Regions from separate parts of the Homo sapiens genome. Here region 1 is linked to region 2. Evidence: read pairs that join two places in POLR2A ChIA-PET (ENCODE). Cell type or tissue: Panc1. All regions are shown on one strand. Links, peaks and the distances in the headings refer to the core of each region. The heading gives the core; the rest is flanking DNA.

What was found. ChIA-PET counts read pairs that join two places held together with the same protein. Peaks named below come from ENCODE experiments on the same cell type or tissue, not always from the same donor. Only the 100,000 strongest peaks of a DNase experiment are listed, where the experiment ranks them.
Region 1: POLR2A ChIA-PET joins it to region 2 with 15 read pairs; 2 of 35 experiments call an interaction of 5 or more read pairs at or near these places.

Annotation. Positions count from the first base shown.
Region 1 is chr6:111,579,235-111,582,156 of GRCh38, forward strand. It overlaps TRAF3IP2 (TRAF3 interacting protein 2), which reads right to left. Exons shown (of 9, transcript NM_147686.4): 3 at 963-1,155. It also overlaps TRAF3IP2-AS1. Among named protein-coding and RNA genes, the nearest start is that of TRAF3IP2, 25 kb to the right of the region's middle. In Panc1, for the core only: no CTCF peak of the experiment used is centred there; no DNase peak of the experiment used is centred there; H3K27ac peaks cover 1,574 bases.
Region 2 is chr6:111,387,614-111,390,535 of GRCh38, forward strand. REV3L (REV3 like, DNA directed polymerase zeta catalytic subunit) reads right to left here. Exons shown (of 32, transcript NM_001372078.1): 6 at 2,473-2,567; 7 at 1,493-1,597; 8 at 388-472; 9 at 152-300. Among named protein-coding and RNA genes, the nearest start is that of REV3L, 94 kb to the right of the region's middle. In Panc1, for the core only: no CTCF peak of the experiment used is centred there; no DNase peak of the experiment used is centred there.

The DNA.
Region 1 (2,922 bases), core at 288-2,787, 190 kb after region 2:
TGAACCCAGGAGGCGGAGGTTGCAGTGAGCCAAGATCATACCACTGCACTCCAGCCTGGACGACAGAGCAAGGCTCCATCTCAAAAAAAAAAAAAAAAAAAAAAAAGATTGAAGAGTTAGACAACTGAAGTCATGAAAATACGGAGTTAAGCATAGGAGAGACCTAATAATGGTACTCAACATGTATGAATGTTTTTATTACAAAAGAAAATAATAGGCCAGGCACAGTGGCTCATGCCTGTAATACCAGCACTTTGGAAGGCCAAGGTGGGTGGATCACTTGAGCCCAGGAGTTCAAGACCAGCTGGGCAACATAGGGAGATCCCTTCACTACAAAATATACAAAAGTTAGCTGGGCATGGTGGCGCATGCTTCTAGTCCCAGCTACTTAGGAGGCTGAGGTGGGAGGATCGCTTGAACCTGTAAGGTAGAGGTTGCAGTGAGTCAAGTTTGCACCACTGCACTCCAGCCTGGGTGACAGAGCAAAACCCTGTCTCAAAAAAAGAAAAGAACAGGTAATTTTAAATTTTGATGGAAAATTAATTGAATTTAACATTTTAAAGTAAGAAATAGGCTTAAACAGGAACAGACACTAGACATATAAAGAGTTGGCTAACAGTGGAAGTCAGTCGTAGTAAAATCAAAAATCTATTTTGTGGACTAAAAATTCAGATGATCTGAAAATAAAAGAAAGGGGTGTGACTTGGAGAACATCTGAAGAGCCTTTCCTTCAAGAGAATTTCGACTAGTCACTAGTGGCTTTCTATGTCTGATAAAGAGATCCTTGTCAACCAGCTTCCGTTTCCTCCTGACCTGAAAAGTCTATATTGGGCATTCCACTATGTGACTTGCTCACTAACGTGGGTTAGCAAACCTATAGAGAATTCTGTTACATCTTCATTGCATTGGCATAATTCCTTTCCATGTTAAAAATGCCTGAAGGTTGGGCCTGTCATACTTACTGGTGCCTTGGAAGCCCCGGAAAGGAGCAGTCTCTCTGTGCGGGCCTCTCTTCGTGGTCCCAGGGGCTGGGATAATTCAGGATAACCTTCTGCACAGGGTGCAGGCCTCTCACACTGGCTCCAGGCAGGGGCTGCCCAGGCAGAGCCGGCTGGATCACTTGCTGGTAGGCTGCTCGAGGGTAGTCATGGCCATCTGTAGGTGAAGACAACAAAGACAACAGGGAACATCAACTCTAGCTCCTTCGTGTGAAAGGAGTCATAAGCTCCATGCTCATTTGTGTCTTGATCCCAGCTGAGGGGTCCAGATATCTGTTACCACCTCTGTGATGTTTGCCGTATTTCTCTACTGTTAATTACTTGAGTGTTTTCACGAAATTCACTTTTTTTTGTCCTAAATAAAAACATCTGCGAAATCACCAGTTTGGTATTCCAGCTGGAGAGCTCAAAAAACTTTTCAAAAAACTCTACACAGGCTCCTCTTTTCGTAAGATACTTAGGAAAATCCAACCATGAAGAACCTCTTTCACACCACCATTCCTACCACAATTTCCTTCATGTCCCGAACCCAAGGCTAGGAAAAATTATCTGTATGATAGATATAGAATCACTGCTCTGTATTTTCCTCCCCCAAGTGGACATACACGTGCATGTGCACACACACGTGCGCGCACACACACACCCCACTCTCCTCTTAAGAAGAGGTAAATGAATGAAAACTTGGCTCATCCTCCTGGGAACTAGCCAACCAACTGGCAATACCCTCCAACTCCCTTGGTCCTCTCCTGCTACAGCCTACGTGCACTTGGAGCCAGGGCTGCTTGAAGAGGGCTGGGCTCAGAGCAAAGCCAGAGCTGGCAGTGACTTATGTGAATGTGCAACCTGGGAGAAAGTGGGTCCCAGCCAGGACCAGGAGCAGGAGGGTCCCCAGGGAAGGGCAGCCTGCTGCTGCCAGAGTTAAGCATAGGAGAGACCTAATGCTTAATCACGCAAAAGAATAGAACTAAAAGCCCAGAGGAGAGATGCAGGGAACCAAGTAAGGGTGAGAGGGAAGGGCTCTGAGGGAATGGCCCAGGCCCAAAGGGGGTAAGGTGTTGGGAAATACGAGAGATGCAAGAGGACTGAAGTGAGCCACATGGTAGCCCTGCAAGATGAGCAATGAGCACCTCCTAGTGATCCAAGCACTGCCCCTCCTACCCACATAAGCAGTAAGACGATCCAGGAGGAGGCGTAACTAGTTAGGACAAGAAGGAAGGTGTTTTGTTTTGTTTTTTAAAAATCCTCATTGATCTTAAAATTATTTTGATTCTTTTAAGATCAACCCTCATTGATCTTAAAATTATTTTGCTGATTATAAATGTAATAATCAAGTTTGCCTGCCATGTAGATAGGATACATATATGGATGTACAGCAAAATAAAACTGGCAAGTAAACAAAAAAGTGACTGATAGGTTGAAACCAAAATGAGAAGCTGAGAATGTGGATAAAAATTGATTCTTAAGGCCAGGCGTGGTGGCTCACACCTGTAATCCCAGCACTTTGGGTGGCCGAGGCAGACAGATCACCTGAGTTCAGGAGTTCGAGACCAGCCTGGCCAACATGGTAAAACCCCATCTCTACTACAAATACAAAAATTAGCTGGGTGTGATGGCGCGCACCTGTAACCCCAGCTACTCAGGAAGCTGAGGCAGGAGAAACCCTTGAACTTGGGAGGCAGAGGCTGCAGTGAGCTGAGATTGTGCCATTGAACTCCAGCCTGGGCAACAGGGCAAGACTCCGTCTCAAAAACAAAAAAAAGAACTGTATTCTTAGCTTGGCAAAGCAGTCAGGAGCCATCTACGTTTTCAAAGGAACATTCAGGGGAATGATGGCCTCAAGTACAGAACAAGAGATAAATAATGTGCACGTTCACTAGTGTGGCCTCCTCCAGGTTCCCAGTGCCTAGACTCAGGAAACTGTTTG
Region 2 (2,922 bases), core at 138-2,637:
GAAAGGGTGACAGAATGGGAGAAATTTTTGCTATATCCACAATATTTATTTCATAGGGAAAAAAATCCCTAGCAAACTCAATCAAATATTAACATCTCAGTGCTAGATATCTGTTCTAGTAGTTTCTGTATACATGAAAAGAAAATCTTACCTTTGCTTGACTCTTTGTCTTTGTGAACTTCTACCATATTGGCTGGTGTACACTGAAGCATTTCAGGAGACAGAACCTCAGAGTGCAATGTTAACTCAGCAGAGAACTCCTGGGATCCATCGCTGTAGTCCACAGATCCTGATAATGTTCTGCTTAATTAAAACATATCCTTTATAACAGACTACATAACAAAGGAATAAAATTAGTTCTGAGATCTATAATAAATAACCACTTACACAGAGAAATCATTCTGTTTGAGAATTTCCTGAAGTCTCTTCTGAAATTTTTTTTCACTTTCTGTTGCTGGCACAAACCTGTGATCTTTGAATTTTAAAAGTGCATTAAAAAATGTAAATAGCAAATGAATGAAATATTTTCCCTTCTCCTAAAGTAGCTTTAAAAATGGTGGCAATTTCCTATCTTTCTCTAGATATACATAATACAACCTAACTGTAGTTTTACCATAGAATCACACAAAAGAGAAACGGTTGTTACTAAAGTTATAAAATTAGGCACTTAAGTCAGTTCAAGATTAAGTTCTATAATTATAATCTAAATCTAAAACAGAAAAATTGTTCTCTACCTATAAATATATTGTATCCTAAAGCTAAAAATTTCCCCTCATAAAATATATTTCTATTTTTAAAAGTATAAAAGGCACTCAAAGTTTATCAAAACATTTTTAGTGCCTAAGATATAATAATTTTAATTGAACTTCAATATAGGCTTACTGCTGTATTTTGAAATAATATATCTGCCTTTTGAATGATGTCGTTCACTCTTTTACCTTTATTTTTAAAACTGTTGTATCCATGGTATTATCTAAACCCCCTCGAATTCTTTTTGAATGTGGCACCATTTAGCAATAAATGTTTCTTTAGAGCTGTACATATTGAACAAAGTGAGAGCTTATATGACATACTCAGAAAATAAACTGTGGGCAGCATTTCAATGGCTACATTTTCAAAGCTTAATGTATTAAACAGTGTTTCTAAGTTGAGATTCATGATCTTCTGTGAGTTTTCTATAGCTCATTTGGAAATACAGAGGGCTAGAACATACTAGAGAATGAAAACAAAAAAGTGAGGCAAGAGGACAAGGTACATTAAAAACAAAGAACAGTAAAAACGTCAACTTCTTACAAAGAGATAATAAGCGACAATTGGAGACAGCTGTAAAGATAAATAGTGGCTGTACAGCAATGACAACAAGAAAAATACATACAAAATATAAAGGTCATTTGAAAAGTAAAATCTAATGTCAAAGGAACAACTCAATGACAAACTTTTCCATTAAAATACTTGATTTAAAAGAATAATCAGAGCACTATTAGGTTTATACCTTGTGACTCAGGTTGGCTCATTTGAGAAGTTTCATTTCTGTTTCTTCGCCGTTGCTTTTCATCTTCCCATATGGCCTGTAGACCAGGGTTTCCACCAATTTGAGCTGTAATCACAATAATACTTCAATACTACAGGGTCAAAGTAAGAAATGCCTAAAAAATCTAAACTTTTCTTTAACAAATACTGCCTTTAAAAAAACCAATCACATATTTTGTGTAATAAAGTGGACAAATTATCCCAACCTACACTTACTATGTTACTCCTTTTTTAGTTTTCTTCCTAGTGGTTCCCCAAAATCCAGCAAGTGAATACAATTCAAACATCTGATGATAGTCAATAGACCTAAGAGTCCCTTTGCTGATATATAATATGAAAATTAAGAAATTAAAAGGCACAGTACATTAAATTGCTTTATATTAGCTAATTTTATTTAGTGTCACACTTATTTTAGTATCATCTATTCAAATATAGTCATTTGGACAAAAATATAAACAAAAAATTAATACCTCATCAGAAGTATAGAAGCAATCTTCATAACATTTTGTATCCTCCTTCTATAATATCTTAGTTTCCTCGTAAAGTTTTCTTTCCTACTTTTTCTATTCCATTTTGGTCATTAATTTTTTTTTTTTTTTTTTTTTTTTTTTTGAGATAGAGTCTTGCTCTATCACCAGGCTGGAGTGCAGTGGTGCGATCTTGGCCCACTGCAACCTCCGCCACCCAGGCTCAAGTGATTCCCCTGCCTCAGCCTCCCAAGTAGCTGGGACTACAGACGTGTGCCACCACACTCAGCTAATTTATTTTGTATTTTAGTAGAGACGGGGTTTCACCATGTTGGCCAGGATGGTCTCGATCTGACCTCATGATCCACCCACCTTGGCCTCCCAAAGTGCTGGGATTACAGGCGTGAGCCACCACACCCGCCGGTCATTAATTTTAAAAAATAAAAACATATATTAAGAATAATTGTGTATGAACCTTCAATGTCCAGACGATTTAAGATATCAGCAGCTACAGCATCCACTTCTAATTCACATGTACTCTGTGGTTCAACACCTTCCAATATTAAAGAGCTGCAATTAAAGGATATAAAAAACATAATAATTATGTGAGAGCAAACTTTCTAACATTTTTCTTACTTATACAATTATCTTACATTTAGCTTGTACCCAGAAAACCTGATATATTAATTCACAATTATTCTGACAAAATTGATACTTTATATGTATATATAATGAAAAATAGGATGAGAAAAATACAAAACATATTATACTGACTACCCTAGATCCTTTTGAAGTAAATTCTACGTATTTTGGTTCATTATATTTTATATAAAAGGAATATAAAACGTTTTAGCATATGGTTATACCCGGGGCAGAATGGGATAGGATAATATAAAAACCTCAGAGGAATGCATAAAAAACCATA